Regions from separate parts of the Homo sapiens genome. Here region 1 is linked to region 2. A link is an interaction called in ENCODE POLR2A ChIA-PET data of the cell type or tissue named here. Cell type or tissue: PC-9. All regions are shown on one strand. Each heading gives the region's core, and the rest is flanking DNA. Links, peaks and the distances in the headings are about the cores only.

The links. ChIA-PET counts read pairs that join two places held together with the same protein. Peaks named below come from ENCODE experiments on the same cell type or tissue, not always from the same donor. Only the 100,000 strongest peaks of a DNase experiment are listed, where the experiment ranks them.
Region 1: POLR2A ChIA-PET joins it to region 2 with 25 read pairs; 15 of 35 experiments call an interaction of 5 or more read pairs at or near these places.

Annotation. Positions count from the first base shown.
Region 1 is chr12:12,615,999-12,631,553 of GRCh38, forward strand. The region is part of intron 1 of CREBL2 (cAMP responsive element binding protein like 2); the gene reads left to right. Among named protein-coding and RNA genes, the nearest start is that of CREBL2, 12 kb to the left of the region's middle. RefSeq lists a silencer at 8,617-8,911. In PC-9, for the core only: no CTCF peak of the experiment used is centred there; a DNase peak (open chromatin) is centred at 12,263.
Region 2 is chr12:12,565,436-12,581,643 of GRCh38, forward strand. It overlaps LOC107984486 (a long non-coding RNA gene), which reads right to left. Exons shown (of 3, transcript XR_001749010.1): 2 at 10,820-10,903; 3 at 9,700-9,919. It also overlaps the pseudogene RPL19P17. Among named protein-coding and RNA genes, the nearest start is that of DUSP16, 11 kb to the left of the region's middle. In PC-9, for the core only: no CTCF peak of the experiment used is centred there; no DNase peak of the experiment used is centred there.

The DNA.
Region 1 (15,555 bases), core at 7,510-15,509, 54 kb after region 2:
AATTTTGAAATTAAATATTAACACTGTATCTATTATCTTGATGAGAAAATAATACTAATGTTATGGGTATTTAAGGATGGTAGAAGAACATACTGTTCTTTATTTTTCCTAACTTGAGATTCAGAATATATTCTTTCTGATTTTCAGTTTTTTCCTTTTCAGACCTTTGAAACATTTAACAACTTTCTGAAAGTCTTCAATAATTTCAAATAAGTCGAAGAAAAATACATAGGATTTTGGGCTACTTAGCTGTAAGATCATATAAAAGTTATTTCTAAAACTAGCAATCTGGTGGGGTGAAGGAAGGTTCAAAATGTCATTGTTTAGCCTGAAAGAGTGAAGTTAAAATTTGAGGGCAAGCTATCCGTGAATTACTTCCTAAAGGATACACAGGTAAGCACAGTGAATTTGATTCTCACTCTTTATTAATTCATTGTTTTTATAAGTACTTAGAAACCAGCAGCTTTGAAAACCTTAGTGAGCATCAAAAAGAAAATTCATTTAAATGTCTCTGGATGGAGAGTGCCTCTGGAATACTCTACTTGCACTTTGAATGCATGTTGTAGTTGTAGATAAGTAATATTTACATGTCATGTATAATACTGGACTCTCCTTCAACAGTCAGGCAGTGTGAAACTGTCCTTATATAAGGCTTTGGCAGCTCCCAGCCCTGCGTTTTCTGTGCCCTAGTTATAATCCCACAAAATTGTACTGTCCTCCTAGTATATACAGACATACACACAAAACACACTTTTCCCTCACATTCTGTATGAGTCACACTCTCTCGTCCCATTTTCTTCAGTGTAAGGGAAGATGAGGATTGGGGTTTGGAAGTATGGTGGCTGTGCCCTTGAGAGCATAAAGGATGATAAACTGGCTGACAGCAAGACCAGGGCAACAGGAAGAAGACAGAGTAGGCAGGAACAGCAGTTATAGAGAGGTAGTATTTGAGTGAGTAGGTCAGGAAACATGATGATGATAATGTGAGGGCCTCCCTTTATAAAGATTTTGTATTCTGAGTTGTTTTTACCAGTGGTGATAAATGAGTTTGCTGCGAGTTCTCCACACTCTGCCATCTAGCTGGCTGGAGTGAGAGCAGGACAGATTTGAATGGGGAATAGCTTTGCCTCCCAAGTTTCTAGCAGTGTGCCTAATACAGCATAAAGTACTCATTTATAGAGATTGAATTGAATTGAATCAGGGTGACATTAAGGAGATTGCCCTGATGTACTCGGGCTTTATTAATCAGTGTGCTCCAGCTGAGCAAACCAGCCAGCACATACTTACAATGGCAAATGAGAGAAATAAAGCAAGAGACAGATTTGGCATCTCTAAAGTGGGGGTTTAGGAAAGTGTTAAGTAGCAGAGCTCAAATACTGAGTAGATCTCCTACTAGGCTAGTTGGGAAGGAAAAAATCTTGGCTAATTTATTTAACTTTTTTGAGCTTCCATTTCCTTATCTGTTAAATGTGGCCAATAGGTGAGGCCTTGGTGAAGATTAGGGTTGATACATTTAAAGCTCTAGTACAGACTCTAACACATAGTAGGCTCTCAAAACACGTTATCATTATTATATTACCTAACAGTGATTCCTTGTGCTTTACTACGGTGCAGTAGGTCCCTGAGATGCTCATTTTAGTAATTCTTTTTTTTTTTTTTTTTTTTTTTTTTTTTTTTTTTTTTAGTATTTATTGATCATTCTTGGGTGTTTCTCAGAGAGGGGGATTTGGCAGGGTCACAGGACAATAGTGGAGGGAAGGTCAGCAGATAAACATGTGAACAAGGGTCTCTGGTTTTTCTAGGCAGAGGACCCTGCGGCCTTCCGCTGTGTTTGTGTCCCTGGGTACTTGAGATTAGGGAATGGTGATGACTCTTAACGAGCATGCTGCCTTCAAGCATCTGTTTAACAAAGCACATCTTGCACTGCCCTTAATCCATTTAACCCTGAGTGGACACAGCACATGTTTCAGAGAGCACGGGGTTGGGGGTAAGGTTACAGATTAACAGCATCCCAAGGCAGAAGAATTCTTCTTAGTACAGAACAAAATGGAGTCTCCTATGTCTACTTCGTTCTACACAGACACAGTAACAATCTGATCTCTTTCTTTTCCCCACATTTCCCCCTTTTCTATTCGACAAAACTGCCATCGTCATCATGGCCCATTCTCAATGAGCTGTTGGGTACACCTCCCAGACGGGGCGGCTGCCGGGCGGAGACGCTCCTCACTTCCCAGACGGGGCGGCTGCCGGGCGGAGACGCTCCTCACTTCCCAGACGGGGCGGCTGCCGGGCGGAGGGGCTCCTCACTTCTCAGACGGGGCAGCCGGGCAGAGATGCTCCTTACCTCCTAGACGGGGTGGCGGTGGGGCAGAGACACTCCTCAGATCCCAGATGGGGTCATGGTGGGGCAGAGGTGCTCCTCACATCCCAGATGGGGTGGCGGGGCAGAGGCGCTCCCCACATCTCAGACGTTGGGCGGCCGGGCAGAGACGCTCCTCACTTCCTAGACGGGATGGCGGCCGGGAAGAGGCGCTCCTCACTTCCCAGACTGGGCGGCCGGGCAGAGGGGCTCCTCACATCCCAGACGATGGGCAGCCAGGCAGAGACGCTCCTCACTTCCCAGGCGGGGTGGCGGCCGGGCAGAGGCTGCAGTCTCGGCACTTTGGGAGGCCAAGGCAGGCGGCTGGGAGGTGGAGGTTGTAGCGAGCCGAGATCGCGCCACTGCACTCCAGCCTGGGCAACATTGAGCACTGAGTGAGCGAGACTCCACCTGCAATCCCGGCACCTCGGGAGGCCCAGGCGGGCAGATCACTCGCGGTCAGGAGCTGGAGACCAGCCCGGCCAGCCCGGCCAACACAGCGAAACCCCGTCTCCACCAAAAAATACAAAAACCAGTCAGGCGTGGCGGCGCACACCTGCAATCCCAGGCACTCGGCAGGTTGAGGCAGGAGAATCAGGCAGGGAGGTTGCAGTGAGCCGAGATGGCGGCAGTACAGTCCAGCCTCAGCTGGGCATCAGAGGGAGACCGTGGAAAGTGGGAGACGGGAGAGGGAGAGGGAGAGGAGGGAGAGGGAGAGGAGGGAGAGGAGGGAGAGGGAGAGGGATCATTTTAGTAATTCTTAAGTATATGCTGTTGTATAAGATTTGTAACACCTACACTACCCTTTGCTCCAGACTATGCTCCAGATGGGACAGGGGCAGTGGGGTGGGACATAAAATGAACTTAAGCTCTGTCATTAAGTTAGATAGTGTGAGAAAGGTAGTCTCCTGAGGCCACCTCCATGTTTACCACTAGGAAAAAGTGCTTGTTTTTATGAAAATTTCTTCTTGGCCAGGTGTGGTGTCTCATGCCTGTAATCCCAGCACTTTGAGAGGCCAAGGTGGGTGGATTGAGTTCAGGAGTTCAAGATCAGCATGCGCAACATGGCGAAACCCCATCTCTTCAAAAAATATAAAAAATTATCCAGGTGTGGTGGTATGCAGCTATAATCCCAGCTACTCAGAAGGGAGGCTGAGGCACAAGAATTGCATAAGCCCAGGAGGTGGAGGTTGCTGTGAGCCGAGATCACGCCACTGCACTCCAGCCTGGGCAGTGGAGCCAGACTCTGTCTCAAAGGAAAAAGGAAAGTTTCTTCTCCCTTGACCTGCTGCATTCAATTAGAAAATAGAAATGTGTTATTTTCAGAGGCTTTGATCATAGATAGAAGGTTCTTATTTTTTATTTTATGTTGGACTTTATTGAATGAACACATGAATGAATTGAAATATCCTAAGGCGTCAAGATCCAGTTGAGGGACTGATGCAGGAGTGGGCCAACTACTGGCTGCAGCATGCCAATGTGAGCTGCCATTTCCCTCCACACTTCTTTTCTACCTTGTGTTCTACGTGATTATCTGGAAATGAGGTTTCTTACACTTTCCTTACCCTTTTAACCCTCTCCCTCTGCCAAAGTCTTCTGATTCTTTCCAGTTCTGAGTAGTTCTGGTTCTCAAAAAAATTTTAATTTGGCAAAAAAATCTCTTTGACATTCCCTCATTTATCTTTTGGCTCCTTAACCATCCTCTGCTGCAGTTGGAGCTACCTTCCTTGGGCCGTGCCTTATAGCCCAGACATTTTCTGCTTTTCCTGTCCTCTTACTCACATCAACACTTTCTAGAAGACCAAGACAAAAGAGCCATGTTGTCTATTAAACAAATCTCTGACAGTAGACATTAATGTGCTTGCTTTCTTTTCTTTTCTTTTTCTTTTTTTTTTTGAGACGGTCTCACTCTGTCACCCAGGCTGGGCACAAGTGGTGCAATCATGGTTCACTGCAGCCTCCACCTCCCTGGCTCAAGCGATCCTCCCACTTCAGCCTCTGGAATAGCTGGGATCACAGGCACCTGCCACCATGCCTGACTAATTTAAAAATATTTTTTGTAGAGACAGCCTGTGTTGTCCAGGCTGGTTTCAGACTCCCAAGCTCAAGCAATCTGCCCGCCTCTGCCTCCCAAAGTGCTGAGATTACGGACATGAGCCACCATGCCCGGCCGCCTTCCTTTCTTGTCTAGGTTACATGCACATTTCAACTTGAGTACCTCTACAGATAATTCAGAAACCAAGGAGTAATTTAAATACCACAGAAACCAGTTGAAATCTAAGTTTAAATAACCTTAATCTAAGTTTAATCTAAGTTTAAATAACCTTATTCAGAATGTTTTGTCCTCTTAAGATTTTCAGAAAAGTTTATTTATTAATTCATTCAACATTTGTTGGACACCTGATATGTACGAGGCATTGTGCTAGGCATTGGAGTTGCAAAGATGATTAAGAGTTTGTAACTGTTCTCAGGGAACATTTTATTGGGTGAGGCAGACAAATAGAAAAGTAATTACAATACAGTGAGGTAGAAAATGAGGGCAATAGAGGCAAAGTTCTTTTGGGGCAGTAAGAGTGGGTGCTTAACTGTCGAGGAACGTCAGACATGGGTTTACAGAGTAGGAATGAATCTTTAAAGAACTGGAGTCCCCTCCAAAACAGGAAAGATGGAATATCCTGTTGTAAAGCATCTTGCACAGTAAAGTAAGTATTTTGGTACAGCTAGAGAAGGATCGACAGACTTTCTGTAAAGGGCCATGCACACCATATGGTCTCTGTTGGAATTATTCCACTCTGCCATTGTATCATGAAAGCAACCATAAGCAGAATATAATGAATGGGCATGGCTGTGTTCCAGTAAAACTGTATTTTCAAAAACTGGGCCAGGCACAGTGGCTCACGCCTGTAATCCCAGAACTTTGGGAAGCCAAGGCGGGCAGATCACCTGAGGTCAGGAGTTCGAGACCAGCCTGACTAACATAGAGAAACCCCATCTCTACTAAAAATACAAAATTAGCTGGGCATGGTGGTGCATGCCTGTAATCCCAGCTACTCGGGAGGCTGAGGCAGGAGAATTGCTTGAACCTGGGAGGCAGAGGCTGTGGTGAGCTGAGATCACACCATTGCACTCCAGCCTGGGCAACAAGAGCAAAACTCCGTCTCAAACCAAAAAAAAAAAAAAAAAAAAACTGGCAGCAGGCTATATTTGAGTTGCCAGCAGGGCGGTGATATATTAACCCTGAGCTACAGCGTAAAGCAGAAGTAGAGGTGTGGTCAGAGATGAGGATGAAAGATAAGCAGGGACCAAATTACAATATACCTGGTAAACAAGGCTGACAAATTTGGGTCAGTATCTTTCAGAGTGGAAGAGACCTGGTGAATCAGATTCTTTCGGGATAGGGTCTGGGAATTTAAATTTTAATAGGCTTCCCAGTTGAGTGGCTCTTATGTGTAATGAGGTTTGAAAACCAAGGCCATAAATGTTGGGGAGCCATTGAAGGGTTTTAAAGCAGAAGTGACAAAATCTGATTTGTGTTTTTGAAGAAAAATGCCAATGGCTATATGGAGAACAGATTAGGGTGAAAATGTAGGAACTGGGACAAGACCAGAGGCAGACGGTCCGATTATGAAAGAACATGGGTTTTAGCATATGACTGGAGTTCAAATCTCATTTTCACCCTTTCAAACTGTTGTGATTTTGGACAGATTATTTAATCTCTTCAGATATTACTTTCTTCAGATACGGATTGGGTGTGTTAATAAGGACCTTATTGAGTTATTGTGAGAATTAAATGTAATATATGTGTGATCCCATACCAAAATAACTTAATACATACTGAGTTCAATAAATCCTGGTCTTTTTTGAATTCTCACTGGCATGGTTAGATTGCACAGAAGAAAGGCCTGGACTGAAGACCATATTAGAGACTTTACAATGTAAGTTGCAGTTGATGCGGCGTGCATAAAATTCTGAAAAGATAAAGAGTGAAGAGAATAGAGAGCTAAAGAGAACCCTGGAAAACTCTAAAGTGATCAGAAGATTCTTGAAGAATAGGACTCAGCAAAATAAACTGAAAAGAGAGGTCAGTGACGTAAGAGAACCAGAAGACAGGGCTGTTATGCCATCTAAGAGTGGAGAGACTTTTAAAAAGAGGACTTACCAGTTGTGGGGGATGAGGGAGGGGATAGGGGTTGAGAGAGGAGAGGCAGAAGTTAACTCTCAGGCTAGAGATGCCTACTTGATCTTTCTCCTGTCGACTAGAAAAACTGGCAGAAAGGTTAGCAGCAGGAAGATGTGAGTAGACTTTGCTGCTTTCTGTAGATCTGGCAAATATAAAAAGAGAAGAAGCCTAACCCACAGCTGTGAAGGAAGTTATGGGAGCCTTAACATCAAATGAAAACGCCACTGCTTGTTTTTTTTCTTTAAAGTGGTAAAGAGCAGTGGCTAGCCACATTCATATTTATCTTAATTTTTCTTTAATCCGTGGGAGATAACTTTTCTCTTTATGTTTTTAAGAGAAAGACAAAACAAGCCCTCCTGTTTTCCTTTTTGGCTGAGGCTGCTGGTACTTCTTCATCTAAATACAGTAGTTCTCTTAACTTTAACAACTTGAAACTTTTATTAGTTGCCTTAATTAGAGCATCAGGATGTAAATAAGTGTAAAAAGGGTGATAAAAGAAGAGTTCTTAATTGCTTTTCAGATTTTACATCCCTGAGAGGGAGCATTTCTTTGTAACAACTTCTTTTTTTTTTTTTTTTTTGTAACAACTTCTTTAAAGTTGTTGGTGATAGTAGTATCAGTTTAAATCACTTTCAAAATATTGCTGATTTTTCTTTTTCATTTCATTAAATTATCAATCTTTTAATAAATATCTCTTAAATGCCTGGCTCTGTGCTGGATACTATGGGGTTGCAAAAGAAGTAGAAAACACAGCTTCTGTGCTTGAGGAGCTCAGACTACTTGGGGAGATAGAAAAATGTGTGAGTCCACTAAAAAAAAAATAAAGCATATAAATTCAGTGGGATATTAACTCTGTGTTCCAGAACTTTGAAGAAAAATGACTTATGGACTGAGGGTGGTGGTCAGTGAGAGCTTCAGAGAAAGAGGGCTAGAGCTGATCTTAACAAAATAAAACAAGATTTGCCCTTCTGGATGGTGGGAGGATAGAGGGAAAATAGAAATGTAGGTATAGTTAGAAATGCAGGGGATGGGGTTCAGGCTGGTGGTCTCTAGGGAGACTGGCTTGAGTTGATAGAGAGGGTGCCTGCTGGGGATAATGAAAGAGAGAACTGGCTTTTTGTGGGAATCCTGGATGCAGTGGGCTGAATGGTGGCCCCTAAAAAGATATGTCCATGTCTGAATCCCTGGAACCTGTGGTTATCACCTTATATGGTAAAACAATGAATATTACCTTGTATGGCAAAAGATGTGATTAAGGATTTTGAGAAGAGGAGCTTATCCTCCATTATGTGGATGGGCCGTAAATCCAGTGACAAGTGTCCTTATAAGACTAAGGTAGAGGGAGCTTTGATGGACAGATGAGGAAGCAGCGTGACCACTGAGGCAGATTGCAGTGATGTGGCTACAAGTCAAGGAATGCTGGCAGCCACCAGAAGCTGGAGAGGCAAAGAATGGATTCTTCCCCATGACCTCCAGAGGGAATGCAGCTCCACCAGACTGCCCCAGTCTGGACTTCCAGAGCCAGAGAATAAATTTTTGTTGGTTTAAGCCACCACATTTGTGGTAATTTGTTACAGCAGCCCCAAGAAATGAGTATACTGGATATGGTGACTTAGTAAGTAGTGCTGAGCCAGAGGTCTTTTCTTGAACTCGAGGGTGACATGGCCAGGGGCCATTAGAGAAAATTTATTATTTCTATAATGATCAGGTATTACTTTTTTACAGGGAAGAAAAACACCCTAAAGTTATTAAAAGAAAGGTTAATCTGGCAGCTCTTTGCAAAATGAATTGACTAGGGAAGTGGGGTGGAAACGGAGAGATGGTGGGGAGATGCACTGGGAACCTATTGTAACAACCTGTGAGTAGTGCCCTGACTGGTATTAGGGAGTCAGTGAAGCAGGATATTTCCCTGACCCTTTCACGGGACTCACAACGGGTGCCTCATATACTCAGCCCACCACTCTCAACTCCTTGCAGGAGGGAGCATGTGAGCAAATGAGTGAGGGAACTGGAGTGAATGAGCACGGGAATCGGCCAGCTGCTTTGGTGCTAGCAGGAGTGAACTTTATGCAGGCCCAATGGCAGCATCCAGGTAGGGGTGCCTGAGACTTCCGAAGCCCCAGAGGGAGTGTTACAGTGCTCTTTGAGCTCTGCCATCCGTGGATAGCTCAACTGTTAATAGCTCAGTGGACTCTTTGCCTTTTCTTGTGAGGCAACTGCCTTCCACCAGCAAGGACAAAGGGCCAGTGTGACAGCCTTTTGTATCTGCACTTGTGGCTCCCAAGCTCTTATCCAGCGTCCAGGTAAAATGAGGTCACACAAATGAATTGAAGGATGGTGAATGCAGGGGATTTTATTGCTGATGAAAGTAGTTCTCAGCAGGAGGGGGAACTGAAAAGGGGATGGGACTGGTAGGTAATCTTCCCTTGAAGTCCAGCTGTCTCCAGCCAGACTCTTCTCTGAAGTTATGCCGTCAAGCCATTCCTCTGAAGTCAAGCCACTTCTCTCTGACATCTAGCCGTAGTCTCGTCTACCAGTCTCGTCTGGGGGTTTTATAGGCACAGGATGGGGTGGGGCAGGGCCATGGGTGATTTAGGAAAAGGCAACATTCGAGTGGGAAAACAGGGATGTAAGTTCTCATTTTGGGCCGTCATTTCAGGCTTTTCGGCTTGAGGATGGGGTTTTGTCGGGGACCCACCCTTTTCTGTCTAGAATTTTCTGTCCCCTGTCCCTCTCAGTAGGAATGGAGAAGAAGAGAGAAATCAGAGGTTTATAAAGGAATACATTGGCATCACTTTAGTGGGTGAGCATGGAGAATCACAATAGCAGAGGGAAACTTCAATGAGGTGTAACATGAAAAAGTTTGTTAGTTAACCTCCTCAGCACACCCCTTAACTGAGTGCCTAATATCAAAGTGAGTTACATTAAATGAATGACTGTATAGCATAAATACAGCAGTGCATTTAATGCACCTGTCAGTGTTAGAGCTTTTTCAGGAAATTATATGATCAGATTAATGTGTCCTGTCTGAGATGTGGATGGTAATAGGCATGCTTGATTACCTTCTGACAGGTTGCCATGATACAAATCTAGGGACTTGGGTTCTAGTCCTTGCTCTGATGGAAGTCTCTGGACTAAAATCTTGTCATCTATGAAATGAAGAGATCACATATCCTTATCTGTGTCTATGTATACACATCCCTCCACCACCAGCATTCTTGTCTATATTGATATTCTGCTATCTGCAATGTTATTGTTTATTTCATATCTGCTTCTTTTCACTAGTCTAAATACATTAAGATTAAGTGTCCTATTGTTTTGTATTTATCCCTAGAGTTTTACAGTGTTTGGGACAAAGTGGGTATTTAATAAAGGGTCATTGAATAAAGGAATTAATGTGCTCCTCTTTACCTGAAAAAGATGAGGATAATAGTGCTTACCTCATCTGAGGTAATGTGAAATAACATGAGATAGCGTGTAGAGTGCCTCACTCAAGGCCTTGTTCATAATGAGCGCTTTCTGACCACACACCCTGGTTTAGCCCCGAATTTATGTTTTTATTCTGTTTGTCCTGAAAAATGGGAGGTAAATGGTCCAAGAATCTTTGGAATAGGATTAAATGTGGGTGCTGGAGGCTTCCTCATTTTAAGAAGCCCCAGTTAACTCCTAAAGAGCATGCAACTATAATTATATGTTCTCTTTCTGTGGAAGTTAAACTTGTTGACTGTGAAGCCTAGGCCATCCATAATTTCCTCAGGCCTTTGCAGACTGATTTCTGTTTTGTCTTTCGCTGTAATGGTTAATTATAGAATTATCAGCAATCCCTCCCTTGATTAAATCCAGTTTTATCTTAATTCTCAACCTTAAAACTCATGAGTTAGAACCTTATGCTTGACCCCTCCCCTCCAGAATACTCATTCTTCTCATAAGCTTCTGTATCTGTGCTACCTTGATTCTTTCCTTTCAGCTATTTTTGCTTTTTCAGGCTCACTAGGCAACCATGTCTTTTTAAAAAATAATAGCTTTATTGAAAGGTAATTCACAAACCATAAAATTCACCCTTTTAATTTGTTCATCCTGTGATTCTTAGTATATTCACAGAATTGTGCAATGATCATCACTATCTAATTCCAGAACAGTTCTATCACTCCAAGAAGAGACTCTTACAAACAAACTGTGGTACATCCCTCTGGCAGAATACTATTTAGCAGTAAAAAGAAACGAGTTGCTAGGTGTACCTGTAGTTCCAGCTACTTGGGAGGGTGAGGCAGGAGGATAGCTTGAGCCCAAGAGTCTGAGACCAGCCTGGGCAACATAGCGAGGCCCTGTTTCTTAAAAAAAAAAAGAAAAGAAAAGAAAGAAAGAAAAATAAATAAACAAGCTATCAAGCCACGAAAAGTCATGGAGGAGCCTTAAATGCATATTGCTAAGTGAAAGGAGCCATTTTGGAGAAGGCAAAACTGTAGAGATAGTAAAAAGTTCAGTGATTGTCAGGGTTTCAGGAGAGGGAGGAAGAGAGGGAGGAATAGATGGAGCACAGGGGGTTTTTAGGGCAGTGAGACGATTCTGTATGATACTGCTTATCAAAATTCATAGAATATACCACACCAAGAGTGAACTCTAATGTAAACTGTGGACTTCAGTTACTAATAATAAATCAATGTTAGTTCATCAATTATAATAAATGTACCACACTAATGAAAGATGTTAATAATAAGGGAAACTGTGAGAGTGGAGAGGGGATAGTATAGGAACTCCCTGTACTTTCTTCTTAATTTTCCCGTAAACCTAAACAGCTGTAAAAAAATAAAGTCTATTGATTTAAAAAAGAAAAAAAGAAACTCTGAGGCCATTAACAGGCACTCCCCATTTTTTCTTCCCTTCTCAGCCCTAAGCAACCATTAATCTACTTTAAGTCTCTATAGATTTGGAATAATACAATATGTGGCCTTTTGTATTTGTCTTTCACTTAGCATAATGCTTTCAAGGCTATCAGTGTTGTACCGTGTGTCAGCACTTCATTCCATTTTATAGCTGAATAATGTTCCATTGTATGGATATACTACTTTTTGTTATCTATTCATCAGTTGATGGACATTTGGGTTGTTTCTGCTTTTTAGGTATCATGAGTAATGGTGCTGTGAACATTGATATACAAGTTCTAATGTGGACCTATGTTTTCCTTTCTTTTTGGAATATACCTAGGGCTGGAATTGCTAGGTTATAAACTTTATGTTTAACTTTTTGAGGAACTGCCAAAATGTTTTCCAAAGTGGCTGCACCATTTTACATTCCCACAGCAATGTATGAGGATTTCACTTTCTCCACATCTGCACCAGTACTTGTTACTGGTTGTCTTTTTTTTTGAGACGGAGTCTCACTTTGTTGCCAGGATGGAGTGGTGCAATCTCGGCTCACTGCAACCTCCAACTCCCGGGTTCAAGCGATTCTCCTGCCTCAGCCTCCCGAGTAGCTGGGCCTACAGGCGCGCGCCACCATGCCCAGCTAATTGTTTTTTATTTTTAGTAGAGATGGGGTTTCACTATGTTGGCCAGGATGGTCTTGATCTCTTGACATTATGATCCGCCCACCTCAGCCTCCCAAAGTGCTGGGATTACAGGCTAAGCCACCATGCCTGGCATTGGCTATCTTTTTGATTATGTAAACATCCTAGTGGGTGTAAAGTGATATATTTTGTGGTTTTCATTCACATTTCCCTGATGACTAATGATGTTGAGTATTTTTTCATTTGCTTATTGGCATTTGTATATCTTCTTTGGAGGAATGTCTATCCAAATCCTTGCCCCTTTTTAAAATTGGGTTGTCTTTTTATTATTGAGTTGTAAGAGTTCTTTATGTATTCTAGATACAAGTCCCTTATCATATTTGTGATTTACAAATATTTTCTCCCATTCTGTGGGTTGTCTTTTTACCTTGATTATCCTTGAAATACAGTTTGGTAGCTTGTGCTTATCATATCTAAGAAACCATTGCCTAATCCAAGGTCATAAGGAGTAAATCCTCTGTTTTCCTCTAAGTTTTATAGTTTTATCTCTGACATTTAGGCCTTTGTTCTATTTTTTTTAAATTTGAGACAGGGTCTCACTCTGTCATCTAGGCCGGACTGCAGTGGCACAAACCCAGCTTCACTGCAGTCTTGACCTCCTGGGCTCAAGAGATCCTCTCGCCCCAGCCTCCCAAAGTGCTGGGATTACAGTGTGAACCACTGCACCCGGCTTGTTCAATTTTTAATTTTTGTATATGGTACGAGGTAGTGATCCAACTTAATTATTTTGCAAGTGGCTATCCACCTGTCCCAGCACCCTTTATTGAAGAGACTATTCTTTCCCCATTTAATTGCTTTGGCACCTTGTCAAAAATCAATTGACCATAAACGTAAGGATTTATTTCTGGATTCTCTATGCTTTTCCATTGGTCTGTATGTCTGTCCTTGTGCCAGTATTACACTGTCTTGATTACTGTAGCTTTCTAATAAATTCTGAAATCAGAAAGTGTGAGCCCTCCAATTTGCGTCTTTTTCAAGATTGTTTTGGTTATTCTGGGTCCCTCGTATTTCCATGTGAACTTTAGGATTAGCCTGCCAATTTCAGCAAAAAGGTAGCTGAGATTTTGATAGGAATTTTGTTGAAACTGTAGATCAATTTGAGGAGTATTCCTTTCTTAATAATAATAAATCTTCCAGCCCACTAACATGGGCTGCCTTTCCATTTATCAGATCTTCTTTAATTTCTTTTAATGATATTTTGTGGTTTTTAGTGCACAGATTTGACACTCCTTATGCTAAATTTATTCCTGAGTATTGTATTCTTTTTTAGGCTACTGTAAGTGGAGTCATTTTCTTAATTTCATTTTCAGATTGTTCATTGATAGTGTGTAGAAACACAACTGATTTTTGTATATTGATCTTGTATCCTGGACCCTTGCTCTACTCATTTAGTAGCTCTAATAGGTTTTTTCAGGGGGGCAAGAATTCTTTTGGATTGGATTTTCTATATATAAAATCATGTCACCTTCAAGGAGATAGCTTTACTTTTTCCTTTCCTTTCCCTGAATGCTTCCTATTTTTTCTTGGTAGTTCAGTGTTAAATAGAAGTGATGAGAGAAGACAAGATTGTTGCCTTATTCATGATCTTTGGGGGAAAGCATTCAGTATTCTACCATTAGTAAGATGTTAGCTGTGGGTTTTTTGTAGATGTCCATTATCAGATTGGGGAAGTTTCCTCCTATTTCTAGGTTATTGAGTGTTTTTATCATGTGAAGATGTTGAATTTCTGTCAAGTCCTTTTTTTGTGTGTGTGTGAGATGAACATGCAAGTTTTGTCCTTTTTTTCCTGTTGATACAGTGTATTATAGTAATTGATTTCTCAGTTGTCAAACCAACATTTATTCTTGAGATAAATCCCTTTTAGTCATGGTGTATAATCTTCTTTGTTGCTAGATTCAGCCTTCTAGTATTTTATTGAGGATTTTTTGCATATAAATTCACAAGACCATATTGGTCTGTAGTTTTCTTCTGATATCTTTGGTTTTGGTTTCAAGTACATATTGGCCTCGTGGAGTAAGTTGAAATAAGCTTTCTCCTATTCCACTTTTTGGAAGAGTTTGTGAGGTTAATTATTTAAATATTTGGTAGAATTCATTAGTGAAGTCATGTAAACCTAGGCTTTTCTTTGATTACTAATCGAATAAAATTTTTTATTACTGATTGTGTCTTGTTATTGCTATAGATCTAATTCAGATTTTCTATTTCTTCTTGAGTCTGTTTTGCTACTTTGTGTCTTTCTAGGAATTTGTCCATTTCATCTAGGTTATCTAGTTTTTTTGGCATGCAATTTTTCCTAGTATTCCTTTGCATCCCTTTTATTTCTGTAGTGTTAGTAATGGTGTCTCTTTCGGTCATGATTTTAGTATTTTTGAGTTTTTTCTTTCTCTAATGGTCCGTCTAGCTAAAGGTTGGTGAATTTTGTTGATCCTTTTGAGGAACAATCTTTTGGTTTCATTGATTTTTCTCTGTTGTATTTCCATTCTTTATTTTATTCATCTCTGCCTACTATTTATCATTACATTCTATCTGTCTGCTTTATGTTTAATTTGCTCTTCTTTTGCTAGTTTCTTAAGGTGGAAGATTAGATTACTGATTTGAAACCACCTTTCTTCTTTAAAACAAACAAAAAGGTGTGTTCCGCTCCCTCTGAGGAATGCTCCAGTTGTACCCCATGAGTTGTGGTATGTTGTATTTTCTTTTTCTTTCATCTCAAAGTATTTTTCTAATTTCCCTTGTAATCACAATTGCCATCTATTTTCCTCAAAGTATTTTTCTAATTTCTCTCATAATCACAATTTTCTTTGACACATTGGTTATTTAAGAATGTCTTTTGTTTTTTAACTGTCATTTATTAAATACTGATTACCAGGTACTAAGAATTATATGACACAGTTCCAGGTGCTTACTTTGAAAAAGTCATGACCTTTAGTTTAGCTTGTCTTAAAAGAGAAAGTGTTTAAAACAGGGAGTTGGAAAATTGGGACCTTTAGTCTTGCTTGTAATCAGTAGACTTTAACACTTTTGACATATAATGAAGACAGACTTAGTATTTCAGAAACCTTACTGATGTCTAACATCTTTAATAGCCCACCTTTGTGAAAGAAGCTCTCTGTGAAGGGTAAGAAAAATCACTGGCTAGCGGGTTTCTTTTCTAAGTGATTGGAGGTAGGGAGACAGGTCTTTATTGTTTCCCTTGGGCTCACTGTCCGCATCTCACAAATGTGCTCTAGGGCAGAAAAAGACATAAAATGGATAGTGGGTAAAGAGGTATACTGTTTTAAAGCCAGCTGTTTAAATTTTCACATGACTCTATGTCAGTAGAAATAAAATTAGAACAGGAAAAAAAGCTAGATGTGTGGGGTTATTTTCATAGTTTTCTTTGGAGTTTATGTCGGTACATGAAAGTCAGTAATTTTGTTTACCCATATTAATATGCTTCCTCACAGAAGT
Region 2 (16,208 bases), core at 3,876-11,875:
TCCACGATCTCCCTCTGATGCCGAGCCGAAGCTGGACTATACTGCTGCCATCTCGGCTCACTGCAACCTCCCTGCCTGATTCTCCTGCCTTAGCCTGCTGAGTGCCTGCGATTGCAGGCACGCACCGCCACGCCTGACTGGTTTTCGTATTTTTTTGGTGGAGACGGGGTTTCGCTGTGTTGGCCGGGCTGGTCTCCAGCTCCTAACCGTGAGTGATCCGCCAGCCTCGGCCTCCTGAGGTGCCGGGATTGCAGACTGAGTCTGGTTCACTCAGTGCTCAATGGTGCCCAGGCTGGAGTGCAGTGGCGTGATCTCGGCTCGCTACAACCTCCACCTCCCAGCCGCCTGCCTTGGCCTCCCAAAGTGCTGAGAGTGCAGCCTCTGCCCGGCCGCCACCCCATCTGGGAAGTGAGGAGCGTCTCTGCCTGGCTGCCCATCGTCTGGGACGTGAGGAGCCCCTCTGCCTGGCTGCCCCATCTGGAAGTGAGGAGCGTCTCTGCCCGGCCGCCATCCCATCTAGGAAGTGAGGAGCGCCTCTTCCCGGCTGCCATCCCATCTAGGAAGTGAGGAGCGTCTCTGCCCGGCCGCCCATCGTCTGAGATGTGGGGAGCGCCTCTGCCCCGCCGCCCCGTCTGGGAGGTGAGGAGCGTCTCTGCCCAGCCACCCCGTCTGAGAAGGGAGGAGACCCTCCGCCCGGCAGCCGCCCCGTCTGCGAAGTGAGGAGCCCCTCCGCCCGGCAGCCACCCCGTCTGGGAAGTGAGGAGCGTCTCCGCCCGGCAGCCACCCAGTCCGGGAAGGAGGTGGGGCTCAGCCCCCGCCAGGCCAGCCGCCCTGTCTGGGAGGGAGGTGGGGGGGTCAGCCCCACGCCTGGCCAGCCGCCCCGTCCGGGAGGTGAGGGGCGCCTCTGCCCGGCCGCCCCTACTGGGAAGTGAGGAGCCCCTCTGCCTGGCCACCACCCCGTCTGGGAGGTGTACCCAACAGCTCATTGAGAACGGGCCATGATGACAATGGCGGTTTTGTGGAATGGAAAGGGGGGGAAGGTGGGGAAAAGATTGAGAAATCAGATGGTTGCCGTGTCTGTGTAGAAAGAAGTAGACATGGGAGACTTTTCATTTTGTTCTGTACTAAGAAAAATTCTTCTGCCTTGGGATCCTGTTGATCTGTGACCTTACCCCCAACCCTGTGCTCTCTGAAACATGTGCTGTGTCCACTCAGGGTTAAATGGATTAAGGGCGGTGCAAGATGTGCTTTGTTAAACAGATGCTTGAAGGCAGCATGCTCGTTAAGAGTCATCACCACTCCTTAATCTCAAGTACCCAGTGACACAGACACTGCGGAAGGCCGCGGGGTCCTCTGCCTAGGAAAACCAGAGACCTTTGTTCACTTGTTTATCTGCTGACCTTCCCTCCACTATTGTCCTGTGACCCTGCCAAATCCCCCTCTGCGAGAAACACCCAAGAATGATCAATAAAAAAAAAATAATAAAAAATAAAAAATAATAATAAAAAATGTGGAAACAGAAATTAAAAACAGAACCATTTTACAATTGCTCCAAAGAACGTGAAATATTTACATATAAATCTAACAAAACATGTACAACATCTGTGTGATGAAAATTATAAAATGCTGATGAAAGAAATTAAAGAAGACAAATAATTGGAATGGCATACTATATTCATGGATTGGAAGAATCAATAAACATGTCATTTCTTCCCAAATTGATCTATAGAGTTAACGTAATTTTCATCAATATCCCAGCAAGGTTTTTTGTAGTCATAAGCAATCTTAAACTAAAACAGTGTCCAACACATCTAGAGGACTGAGTGAGTGCTAGACTCCCCCAAGACAGAGGAAGAGCACATACACTTAGGGCACCAGCAAGGCAGGGAGTCCAAGGTTTACAATCAGATAATCTAGAAAGAAGCTATTTTTGCTTCAGTACATGTAAGTGTGTGGTTTAGTACTGTTTTTTAGTTAGAGTTAAATATGGGGAAGGAGCACCAAAATTGCTGGTTAGAATTAAATATGGGGGAGAAGCACCATAATCCTTAGTGTTTAGACCCTCTTAAGGTCTTACTTAATCCATCCCTGGCTGAAGTTTATTCATTGACAAACAGTGATTGAGTGCCTACTACCCTTATGTGCCAGGCACTGCACCTAGCTCTGGGAATATGGTTATAAATAAGATTACCTATCTCTCATGAAACTAACATTCAAGTGGAGAGAGAAGACAATAAGCCAATAAACAAAAACCACGGCCTGGACTGTGACAAGATGGACTACACAGGGAAAAAAAACTGGGTGAGGTGATAGTGAGTGACTTGGGGTAGGGGTGAAGGTGGTGGGGGAAGTTCAAATGAAGAGGGGACATTTGAACTGAGACCTTAAGGATGGCAACAGGGGAAGTGGTCAGGGTAGAGAAAACAGGTCACTCTAAGACCGTTCAGCAGAAACAGAGTGACTTGTAGAGAGTTGGTGTGTTCCCAGAGCCAAAGGAAGCCAGTGGGGCACAAAAGTATAAAACAAGGGTGGGCAGGAGCCAGATTATGTAGTACCTTATAGTGTATGGAGTTCAGATTCTATTCTGAAAGATTTAAGCAGTTAGTACATGATCTGATTTATGAAGAGGACATTTGCAATTAAGTAAGCATAAAAGGTTGCGTTTTAGAGAGTTGGGTTTTTTTTCAAGCAGATAAAAGCCTGTTTTGTTTGAATGGTCTATGTAATTACTGAGGCCACTATGTATAGACAAGAAAGGAGGAGCTTTATCTCTCGGTCTCTTCCTCCTTGGACAACATCTTGATGATCTCCTCCTTCTTGGCCTGGAGGCACTCGTCATGAAGTTTGCACACTTCCTTAGTCTTAGGCCAGTGGGCCTCAGCCTGGTCCACCAGGAGCTTCTTGCGGGACTTGTCTACCTTCAGCTTGCGGACAATTCCATGAGAATACGCTTGTTTTTGAACACAATCCCTTTCACCTTCTGGTACAGAGTGTAATACATGTGGCAATCAGTCTTCTTAGATTCACAGTATCTTCTAAGAAGCTGGCACAGAATCCTCATTCTCCTTATCCAGGTTACCTTCCCTGGCCTTTGGGCATTGGCTGTACCTTCTTGCTTACCTATGCCCAGGTGCCTGCCCTTCCGATGGTCCAAGGTTTTCTGGCATCAAGGAGCCTGGGAATGGACAGGCACAGGCTTGCGGATGATCAGCCCATGTTTGATCAGCTTCTGGATTTGCTGATGGGAGTTAACATTGGTCTCTGGGAGCCAACCAGACCTTCTTTTTGCCACAGCAAAAGACATTAGAGGAAAACTTCCTCTGAAGCCTGAGCATATGCATGGCTTCAGCTGCAGCAGCAAAAACAGTTTTAATATTCTCTATTTTTTAGGTAATATAACAGCTCCCTTTTCCAATAGGAAGAGAGAGTTTTTGACAATTTTGTTAATCTCCAAGGATCCTTTGAATGTTCCTAAGTCAAATGTTCTTAGCCTAGGATTTGTGGATTCCTAGAGAGTATATAGATGGGCTCCAGAGGGTCTAAGAGCCCCCTAAAATTTTGTGTATATATGCTTATACATGTTTTTCTGTGAGTGGGTCCCTAGCTTTCAACAGATTTTCTTTTCTTTTCCTTTTTAATGAGATGAGGTCTCCTACTGCCGAGGCTTGAGTACATAATCATGGCTCACTGCAGTCTCAACCTCCAGGGCTCAAGTAATCCTCCTGCCTCAGCCTCCCAAGTAACTAGGACTACAGGTGCAAACCACTATGCCTGGCTAATTTTTAAAACTTTTGGCCGGGTGCGGTAGCTCATGCCTGTAATCCCAGCGCTTTGGGAGGACAAGGCGGGCGGATCATGAGGTCAGGAGATCAAGACCATCCTGGCTAACACGGTGAAACCCCGTCTCTACTAAAAATACAAAAAATTAGCCGGGTGTGGTGGCGGGCGCCTGTAGTCTCAGCTACTCGGGAGGCTGAGGCAGGAGGATGGCGTAAACCCGGGAGCTTGCAGTGAGCTGAGATCGCACCACTGCACTCCAGTCTGGGCGACAGAGCGAGACCCTGTCTCAAAAAAATAAAAAATAAATAAATAAAACTTTTTTTCTGTAGAGATGGGGTCTTGCTTTGTTGCCCAGGCTGGTTTTGAACTCCTGGGTTCAACCATCCTCCTGCTTCAGTCTCCCAAAGTGCTGGGGTTACAGGCATGAACCACCATGCACAGCTGCAACAAACTTTCAAAGGATTTTATCACACACACAAAAAAAGTGAATAAGACCTACTTCACATTAAAGTCTTGGCTATACTTCTGGGATAGTAGCTGCTACTGTTATCTTAGGGTTCATGACACTGAACAAATTACAGTTCTAGAAAGAAGCAAGTTCTGCCTCAGAGATGACACTATGTTGGAGGAGGGCAATATTTACAGCAAAGTAGGAAGGAACTTCTTGGAAGAAAAATGTTAACCTGCGTGATGTGAGAACTAGAAGATACCTAGGAAATTACCTGGTACCATCTCACATTACATGTAAGAAAATGAAGGTCCAAAGAGGTTAAACGACTTGCCCAAGGTTGTATAGCTAGTTAGGGACTAAAAAGGAATTCCAAACAGGTCACCAACACTCAGCACAGCACTCTGTGCTCCCCATGGAAAGGTATACAAAGAAACTGGACTATTGAGCTTTAAAGTTTAATAGGAAATATGTGTTAAATTTTATTCAACTCAATTACACAAGTGCATGCTCATTCCTAAGGAACTGGAAGGAAAGAGGGAAGTAAAGGAGTTCAAAAATGTGTAAGTTCTCAGTCCTGAAGGAGATGAAAAACATGAATGTTAAGATGTACAATCAAAACAAAGTAAATAGCAGTAACACTTTTTTTTTTTTTTTTTTTTTGAGACAGTCTCGCTCTGTCACCCAGGCTGGAGTGCAGTGGCGCGATCTCAGCTCACTGAAACCTCCGTCTCACAGGTTCAAGCGATTCTCCTGCCTCAGCCTCCTGAGTAGCTGGGATTACAGGCACGCACCACCACACCTGGGTAATTTTTGTATTTTTAGTAGAGACGGGGTTTCACCATTTTGGCCAGTCTGACACCTGAGGTCAGGGGTTCGAGACCAGCCCGGCCAACACTCTATATTATCAGTCTATATCTGATCTTTCTGCAGCAGATTTGTTAAACAGACTCAATAAGTTATAAAAACTAGACAATTTTTCACTTATCAATTTGGCAGTTATTTTAAAAACCGGTAATCCCACAGTTGAGTTAACAATATGGAGAAACAGACTTTCTCATTAGCACTGGTGAGAATATAAACAGGTATAACTCTTCTGGAGGGCAGTTTGGCAATATGCTTATGAAAGTCTTTAAAAATGCATACCCAACAATTCTACTTTACGAATTTATCTTGGCCGGGTGCGGTGGCTCACACTTGTAATCCCAGCACTTTGGGAGGCCAAGGCAGGTGGATCACGAGGTCAGGAGATCGAGACCAGCCTGGCCAACATGGTGAAACCCTCTCTCTACTAAAAATACAAAAATTAGCCGGGAGTGGTGGCAGATGCCTATAATCCCAGCTACTCGGGAGGCTGAGGCAGGAGAATTGCTTGAACCCGGGAGGCAGAGGTTGCAGTGAGCCCAGTGAACCAAGATGGCTCCCCTGCACTACAGCCTGGGTGACAGAGCTAGAGCTAGACTCTGTCTCAAAAAAAAAAAAAAAGAATTTATCTTAAGGAAATGATAGTACTATTTTCAAAGACATGACTGAGGATATTAATCATAATAAATAATAGCTAGCATTTATTGAATATTACCTCATTTAATTCTCATAACTATTAATCTTCTCAGTTTACAGTTAACTTGCCAGTGGGACACAGTGGCTCACACCTGTAATCCCAGCACTTTGGGAGGCTAAGGCAGGCAGATCACTTGGGCTCAGGAGTTCGAGAACAGCCTGGGCAACGTAGCCAGGCCTCGTCTCTACAAAAAAACTTTAAAAAAATTAGCCAGGTGTGGCTGGGCATGGTGGTTCACACCTGTAAGGTAATCCCAGCACTTTGGGAGGCCGAGGAGGGTAGATCACCTGAGGTTGGGGGTTTGAGATCAGCCTGGGAGAAACCCTGTATCCACTAAAAAAATACAAAAAATTAACCAGGCATGGTGGCGCATGCCTGTAATCCCAGCTACTCGGGAGACTGAGGCAGGAGAATTGCTTGAACTCGGGAGGCAGAGGTTCAGTGAGCCGAGATCGTACCATTGCACTCCAGCCTGGGCAACAAAAGTGAAACTCTGTCTCAAAAAACAAACAAACAAAACAAAAAAAAATTAGCCAGTTGGGGAGGCACATGCTTGTAGTCCCAGCTACTCAGAGACTGAGGCAGGAGGATCACTTGAGCCCAGGAAGTCAAGGCTGCAGTGAGCTGTGATTGTGCCACTGCACTCCAGGCTGGGCAACACAGTGAAACCCTGTCTAAAATATCAAAGGATTTGGACTTTTTTCAAGGCAAGCAATGGAGGAGCCATTGAAAAATTTTTAAACAAGAAAGATCAGATTCACACTTTTCCATACAGAGAATGGTTAGGTGGGGCAGACGTAAAGCAAGACAGGAAACAACTGTACGAGTTAGAGAACCAAATGGAAAAGAGAAGACAGATACAAGATGATAAGCTAGAATCAAAAGGACCTTGCGACCAATTAGACATGAGCTATTAAGGGGAAAAGCAGTGTCAAGGGTAACTCCCAGGTTTCTGAGCAAATGAGTGGATGGTGGTGCTGCTTATTTTGGGAAGAGAAAAGGTAAGAAATTGAATTTTAAGCATGTCAAGTTCAAGGGGCCTATGGAACCTCAAGAGGAGTGAGTTATTGCATTTATCAATGTCCGAAGGTCAGAGGCAGTGTCTGGGTAAGAGACAAGGATTTTGGATTCATTCACCATATTCAGTTGTAGACATGAATGGCGGATGTGACCACAGGGAAAGTGAAGCAAAAAAAAATGTTGGCAATCAAGGGAATTATGAGGTTTAAAGAAGCTCATAGGCTGGGTGTGGTGGCTCACGCCTATAATCCCAGCACTTTGGGAGGCCAAGGCGGGTGGATCATCTGAGGTCAGGAGTTCGAGAACAGCCTGGCCAACATGGTGAAACCCTGTCTCTACTAAAAATACAAAAATTAGCTGGGCGTGGTGGCGCATGCCTGTAATCCCAGCTACTGAGGAAGCTGAGGCAGGAGAATCACTTGAACCCAGGAGGCGGAGGCTGCAATGAGCCAAGACTGCGCCATTGCACTCCAGCCTGGGCAAAAAGAGGAAAACTCCATCTAAAAAAAAAGCTCATAGGGAGACTGAGAAGGAGAAACTAGAGAAGTAGAAAAGAAAGCAGTGAAAATGGCTGTTACAGAAAGAGAGCCAAGAAAGTTTCAAGCAGGGCAAGAGTGTGTTTTTGGTGGGTTAATACCTCAGGGAAGTCCCCTAAGGTAAAGATGAAAATGTATTTCTTTGATTTAGCAATAAATTGACTGGGGAGAGAGTGGTTTTTGCTGAAGGCAGTCTTGCAAAGGCAAGATTGCAATGAGCCGAAGAAGGAGTAAGAAGGAATAAAATGGAAACTGTGAAATATAAACCACTGTTTCAAGAAGCTTGTTCAGAGAAGGAGAAAAGTCGGATAATCTTGTTAGAGGCAGATGTAGAATATTTAAACCCTACAAAAATCCTAATGACTTGCCAAGCAGTCTAAGGTTTTGTTTTGTTTTAATAAAACAATTCATAACAAATAGGGATTAGACAAATGAGAAATGAGAATTTCTTAGTTGCAATCTCAGGAGAGATTTTTACTACTTACAGCCGAAACTTTATTTTCAGTATTAGATGGAACACACACTTACAGCTCTTGTCAGGGTATTTTGACAAGTCTTTTAATAAAAGTGAAGTAAAATATGAATAATAATAGAATTGTCATTTCTAACCTCAGGTGTATTTATCTTTTAAAAGGCTGAAAATTACTTTTATAATTAAAAAAAATAGTGGTAGTAGGGAAAAAAGTAAATAAAAAGCTAAAAAGATTAGCAGTTGCTTATAATTTTTCTCAATTGTTGATTCACAACTCACCAAAAATTTAAATTTAAGTGGCAAATACCTATTTTTTTTTTTTTTTTTTTTTGAGTCTCACTCTGTCACCCAGGCTAGAGTGCAATGGCGCCATCTTGGTTCACTGCAACGTCCACCTGCCAGGCTCAAGCAATCCTCCTGCTTCAGCCTCCCAAGTAGCTAGAAGTACAGGAATGCGCCACCACACCTGGCTACTTTTTGTATTTTTAGTAGAGACTGGGTTTCACCATGTTGCCCAGGCTGGTCCCGTACTCCTGGGCTCAAGTGATCTGCCCACCTCCGCCTCCTAAAGTGCTGGGATTACAGGTGTGAGCCACCATGCCTGGCCCCTGTCTAATTTTTATTCTGCCTCCACAATTATCCTAAGGATTATGTCCAACTCTCACAAACTTCAGAATGAAATTAAATCTAATTCAGTTTAGCAAGTAAAGGTCTTACAGCACCTTTACTAGAAAGTCTATGCAGAAAGGCCAGGTGTGATGGCACATGTGTGTAGGCCTACCTACTCAGGAGGCTGAGGTGGAAGGACCACTTGAGGCCTGGAGTTCAAGACCAGGCTGGGCAACATAGTGAGACCTTTGTCTCTACCAAAAAAAATTGTTTTTTTTTAATTAGCTAGGCATGGTGGCATGCACCTATAGACCCAGCTACTGAGGAGGCTGAAGCAAGAGGATTGCTGGAGCCCAGGAGTTCCAGATTGCAGTGAGCTAAGATTGTGCCATAGCACTGTAGCCCGAGTGACAGAGAGAGACCCCATCTCCAAAGAAATAAATAAATAAATAAATAATCTGTGCAGGAATTGAAAAATTAAAGAATGGTAATAAAGATGCTGTAAAAGCCAAAAAATTATGAACAATTTCTTTTTTTTCTTTTTTTTTTTTTTTTTGAGTTGGAGTCTCACTCTGTTGCCCAGGCTGGAGTGCAACGGTGTGATCTCAGCTCACTGCAACCTCTGCTTCCCAGGTTCAAGTAATTCTCCTGTCTCAGCCTCCCAAGTAGCTGGGATTACAGGCATGTGCCACCACACCGGCTAATTTTTGTATTTTTAGTAGAGAGAGGGTTTCACCATGTTGGCCAGGCTGGTCTCGAACTGCTGACCTCAGGCGATCTACCCGGCTCAGCCTCCCAAAGGGCTGGGATTACAGGCATGAGCCCCTGCACCCGGCCGTATGAACCATTTCTTTAGGTGAGTTTTGCTTCTTTTTATCTGACCCTGAAGAAAATAATTGGAATGAATACAGTAATTCCCTTCCCCTTCCCCTTTCCCTTTCTTTTCGACAGGGTCTCACTCTGTCACCCAGGCTGGAACACAGTGGCACCTTCATGGCTCACTGCAGCCTCAACCTTCTGGACTCAAGTGGTCCTCTTGCCCTCTGAGTAGCTGGGACTACAGGCATGTGCCACCATGCCCAGCTAATTTTTGTTTGTTTGTTTGTTTTGTAGAGACAGAGTCTTGCTTTGTTGCCCAGGCTTGTCTAGAACTCCTGCACTCAAGCAATCCTCCTGCCTCGGCCTCCCAAAGTGTTGAGATTACAGGCATGAACCACTGTGCTTGGCTTCCTTTTTTTCTGATATAAATAATCTGTTTTTTAAAATTGCTGTTTTTGAAGGCCAGAGATTTTTTAATGTTTTTTTCATTTTCTGAGTAAACATATGTCTCAGTGTACTAAGTTTTTAAATTCACAGTGGCTTTCTGGACTAACAGTGACAACATTCAGTCACAACATTCATGTTTATAAATGTAAACATTTACCTTAGGAACAGTCTTTAACCAGTAACTGAACCTCTTGTTCAATGTTGGTTAAACAGCAAGATGGGATATTCTGACCAAAAAGCAGAAAACCGATTTTAATTAAAAATACTTTTAAAGTTTATGTAGTCAATTTTCTATTGTCTTGACACAAAAGATCTATACCTCTAGTTTAGGTCACTGAGTTTTAAGAATATCTCGGCTGGGCACAGTGGCTCATGCCTGTAATCCCAGCACTTTGGGAGGCTGAAGCAGGCAGATCGCAAGGTCAGGAGTTCAAGACCAGCCTGGCCAACATGGTGAAACCCCATCTCTACTAAAAATACAAAAATTAACTGGGTGTGGTGGTGGATGCCTGTAATCCCAGCTACTCGAGAGGCTGAGGCAGGATAACTGCTTGAACCCAGGAGGCCAAGGTTACAGTGACCAAGATCACACCACTGTACTCCAGCCTGGGTGACAGAGCGAGGCTCCGTCTTGGGGAAAAAAAAAAAAAAAAAATCTCAAACCACTATAGTGGTTTACTATATTTCTAGTTACTATAAAGAAACTGGAAATGTAATGGATTTGAAAATAAACTATCATCATGTCAAATCAAATACACCACAGGCAGCTCTTTTGTACAAGGAATATTCTGGGCTTTTAACTCTCATAACCCTCAAGAGTTAGATATTATTATTTTGTATTTTACAGTGGAGGAAACTGAGGCTGAGAAAAGTTAAAGAGTTTGCTCAAAGACAAATAGCTAGTAGCAAGTTAGGACTCGAACCCAAGTTTTCCCAAAAGGAGCTTTTGTTGAGAAGATAAACAAAAGTACAAATATAAGTTACCACCAACAAAAATTACCACAAACTTAGTTAAAAATAACATTATAGGAAATGCCACTATATTAGAAAGCACTTCTGTGATTACTGGTAAAACGTATCATTCAGATATGAGCTACAAAAGTTAGAAAAAATGAGAACTTGCTGACCTGGGGCAGAAGATTCAGCCGGCAACAAATTCCAGCTTCACCACACACTGGCTGTGTGGCTTGAGGGAAACATAGTCTCCTCATCTGCAAAATGAAGATAACATCAACCTTCCAGAGTTATTGTGAGGGTTACATGAAGTACCAAGTAAAGCTCCAAGTAGAGGGCCTAGCACACATAGTAAACACTACATACTGACTCCTTCCTTCTTAGGAAAGGCTCTCCTTGGGTCTAAGACCTTGAACAATAGATTGAGTTGGGATATTGAAAGAGAATGGGGAAGCTCATTTCAGGAAGAAAAAAGAAGCAGAAGTCAGAGATACAGCAGGAAAAATTGGGTTTAAAATAGTTTACCTGATGCAGAACATTTAAATTTAAGGGTATATAATAAGCCTGGAAAGCAGTTTGGGCCAAATTACATCAGGCCTCAGTCAAAGATTTTAGACTTTATATTATAAGTAGCAGGGAATGACGGAGAGTTTGGTTCCTTTGTTTACATTATGCTTTATTGACCTTATGTTTTATTATAAAGCAATACATGTTCATTGTAGAAAGTCTGTAAATTGGCCGGGCGCAGTGGCTCATGCCTGTAATCCCAGCACTTTGGGAGGCAGAGGTGGGCAGATCACTTGAGGCTAGGAGTTTCAGACCAGCTTGGCTAAAATGGCGAAACCCTGTCTCTACTTTAAAAAATTAAAATTTAGCCGGGCGTGGTGGCGCAGGCCAAGATTGTGCCACTGCACTCCAGCCTGGGCAACAGAGCAAGAGACTCTGTCACAACAACAACAAAAAAAAAAAAAAGAAAAAAGAAAAAAAAAATCTGTAAATTACAGAGAAGTGTGAAGAAAAATATACAAAACACCTTATTCAATAGTTACCTTGAGAGATAAATTTTTTTATTGTTTTATCCTTTGGTGGAATTTTTTTTCTTTTTTCAGTAGCTTTACTGAGGCATAATTGACAAATAGAAATTATATAATTCAAAGCATACAGTACGAATATTTGATATACATATACATTGTGAAATGATTACCACAATCAAATTAATTAACACATCTTTCCCCACACACAGTTACTATTTTCCTTTGGTAGTATTTTGATTGAGTTTTTTTTTTCCACGTACATTTGTTATTTTAATACTAATAATAAAATGTATAAGTACATGGAAAACATTAAACACATTTACATAACTGTTCTTTTTATAAGAAGATTTGCCTCTCAAAAAAGGATTTGCATATTTGAGATGGTCAGATGGCCAGTGAGAGTTCCCCAAGGCTAGAACCACACATTTTATAGGGTACAATGGTTGCTAATCTTTATATGCATCTTGGCCTATCATTTCAACATATCGTTGTAACACATTTTTCTTTTATTTTTAATATAGCTAAATTATTTAATTTCTTTAAAAAATATTGCTATCATAACACTCTCCAAAGATTACCTCTGGGGACATTTGGGTGTATCTTTTTCAGTTTGAAGGTTTGAACTTGAAGATAGATGGAATAAAAGTGGGACTTTAGGTGGCTTACTCTGACCAAAGCAAATTAGAAAGATGCGAGGAAGGAGATTATAGAACAAGGAAGACCATATTGGGCTATGGTAGCAATTCAGGCATAGGTCAATAGGTCAAAAACGGGCAAGACTGGTACAGTGACAATGGACATGGAAAGAAAGCAACAAACACAAGTAACAATACAGAGGGAGAATTGACAGGACTTGGTGACTCACGAGCTATGGAGGGTGAAGGAGATGAGTAATGAAAGATGATGCTAAGGTGTCACCTTTGGCAATTTATATAAATTTCAATTTCCTCATCTATAAAATGGGGTTAACAATTGTACCTTCCTCATAGGGTTATTGGGAGGATTAAATGGATGACATCTAAAATGCTTAGCACAAAAACAGGAATGCATTCTTAGCCAATAGTGGCTGTCATAGTTTTTATAGATGTTGAATCTACATGGCTGGGTTTAAGAATAATGAAATTCTTAAATAGGAAAGTCAGGAGAAAGGTCTGATTGAGGTAGAGAGGTAGAGTTGAGCTATAGTTTAGACATGTCAGATTTAGGTTTATGGTGGACAGTTGATTAAAAATGTTCAGCAAGAAGCCACCACTGGCAGTGATGTTTGACAGTGGGTACATTTTAGGAAGACTTCATGTTCATGAGAAGCAGATACCTGGAGGGTGGATACCGCTGCACAATGTCCACATGTCTGCCCGTAACCTCCACTTAACGATCAGAAATTACCTGATCTAATAAGCAATCTCTACATATCGTACACTTCCCGGCTGAGTGGCTCTGGTAGGACAGATACCAAAGTAGTGAAGCATTTAAAGGTTTTGGAACCAGACAGATCTGTTTGAATCCCGACTCTTCCATTTACTGTTGTCTAATTGCAGGAAAAATAATTTTCTTAGCTTCACGTTTTCTTATTTACAAAATGGAGTAATAAAAATTTCTACCTCATAGCATTGATGGGAGAATTAAATGAGACTATTTAAAATAAGGTCAGGCATGGTGGCTCACACCTGTAATCCCAGCAATTTGGGAGGCTGAGGCGGGCAGATTACCTGAGGTTAAGAGCTCAAGACCAGCCTGGCCAACATGGTGAAACCCCGTCTCTACTAAAAATACAAAAATATGAACGGGGCCTGGTCTTGGGCACCTGTAACCCCAGCTACTCAGAAGGCTGAGGCAGGAGAATCGCTTGAACCCAAGAGGCAGAGGTTGCAGTGAGCAGAGAACATACCATTGCACTCCAGCCTGGGTGACAAGAGTGAAACTCCGTCTCAAAATAAATAAATAAATAAATAATAAAACATAAAAATACCAAGTTGTTTTGTTTTGTTTTGTTTTGTTTTGTTTTGTTTTGAACAGGGTCTCACTCTGTTTCCCAGGCTGGAATGCAGTGGTACCATCACGGCTCACGGCAGCCTCAACCTATCCCAGGCTCACGTGATCCTCCACCTCAGCCTCCTGAAGTAGCTGGGACCACAGGCGCTTGCCACTAATAAACTGTTAATTGTTGTACTTTTTGTAGAGACGGGGTTTTTGTCTTATTGCCCAGGCTAGTCTTGAACTCCTGGGCTCAATCAATCTGCCCGCCTCAGTCTCCCAAAGTGCTCAGCCACTGCACCTGGCCATAAATACCAAGTATTGCTATTAATCATGCCTCTCCTTGAGGTTAATAGTTCGTTTATATTTCCTCTCCATTCTTTACGGTGTCAAACATGAGAGGCACTCTCTGCTAACTGCTGATCACTGTGCCTCCACAACTTTGGTTTTCAGCCTCTCCCCATGGCTCAGTTCTTTTTGGAACTTTGTAACTCATAGTTTCGTGAAATTCCAGAATGCCAAACAGCATCTTTGGAGGAAGATGGTCTGTTAGTCTTTGTTTGGAGAGAACTTCTGTATTAGTTTCCTATCACTGCTTAAACAAATTACCACAAACTTAGTGACTGAAAACAACACAAATGTATTGTCTCACAGTTCTGTAATTCAGAAGTACAAAATGGTCTCCCTAATAAAATCAAGGTGTCAGCAGGGCTGCATTCTTTTCTGGAGGCTCTAGGGGATAATCCATTCCCTCACCCTTTTAAGTTTCTAGAGGCCACTTGCATTCCTTGGCTCATGGCCTTCTTCCTCCATCTTCAAAACCAGCAATAGCAGCTTGAGTTCTTTTCACCTCATCAACCATCCCTCTGGTTCACTTCTGCCTCCCTCATCTCCTATTAAAGACCCTTGTGATTATATTGGGTCCACCTGGATAATCCAGAATGCTCTCCCTATGTTAAGATCTGCTAACTAGCAACCTTAATTTCCTTTGCAACTTTATCTCTCTTGCCATGTAACATAACATAGGACAGGTTTTGAGAATTTTGATGTGAACATTTTGGGGGACCATCATTTTGCCTACCGTACCCTCCACAAAGAAAACTCCAGGGAGATTTGCCCCTGCTTTGTCTCTCTGTCTTGCAGGACCTAACTGATCCTCTAAATCATGAACCATCTATCACAATATGATAATTGCAATAATCACAATTGGGAGGCCTTTCATGATAATATTTTTCTTCTGGTCTAAGTCTGATTCTGTTCCATGCTTAAAGATTTATTTGTAGCTAAATACAATGACTGTTAACTAAAAATTCATAAAGAAATAGTGATCTTGGCCAGGCACAGTGGCTCACGCCTATAATCCCAGCACTTTGGGAGGCCGAGGTGGGTGGATCACGAGTTAAGGAGTTTAAGACCAGCCTGGCCAACATGGTGAAACTCCGTCTCTACTAAAAATACAAAAATTAGCCAGGTGTGGTGGCAGTCGCCTGTAATCCCAGCTACTCGGGAGGCTGAGGCAGAGAAAAAAAGAAATAATGATCTCAGGAAATCCTTTCCAGTATGGGGGAAAAAAAGGTTTATCATCAACCATTCACTTTTATAAATGATATGAATGTCCATTTCTTTTTTTCTTCAAGTCAGAGTCTTGCTCTTCTGTCACCCAGGCTAGAGTGCAGTGGCCCAAGTACAGCTCACAGTAGCCTCAACCTGCCAGACTCTAGCAATCCTCCTACTTCAGCCTCCCTAGTAGCTGGGACAACAGGCACTTACCACCATGTCCAGCTAATTTTCGTATTTATTTATTTATTTATTTATTTATTTATTTATTTATTTATTTATTTATTTGTAAAGAGAGGGTCTTACTGTGTTGCCCAGGCTAGTCTCAAACTTCTGGGCTCAAGTGATCCTCCTGCCTCAGCCTCCCAAAGTGCCAGGATTACAGGCATGAGCCACCACACCTGACTGAATGTGTATTTTATTTCTGAAACAAAACCACTACACATGATTGTTACCAATATGTTTCTATTTTTTTTTTTTTTAGCTGGGTATACCTGTAATACCTGTAGTCCCAGCTATTCAGGAGGCTGAGGTGGGAGGATCACCTGAGCCCAGGAGTTTGAGGCTGCAGTGAGCCATGGTTGTGCCACTGACGGCATGACAGAGTGAGAGTTTCTATTTTTTTAACAGAACCCCAACAGCGGTGCTTTCATTTTAGATCCAATTGATGATTAATGGACGGCAGAGTATGTCTTAAGAAAGACAGGTGAAAAATATCAGGTTGCAAAGCAAAGCACGTAAATATACCAAAGCCAGAATTTTTTTTATTTTTGTAAGGGGTAAAAGGCCATGAGTACTATTTTAGGAGTACCAAAAGTTCAAACACTGTAGTTGGAAATGGATAAAACCTCAATACCTTTGAATCTGACACTGAAATTTAGTATTTCTATCTTTTAAGTTCTTTTATCTCAAGGTATATAAAAGTGCTCCAAATAAATATGTCCAAATCTTGGGATTTTCTTTTTTTTTGACATGGAGTTTCACTCTTGTTGCCCAG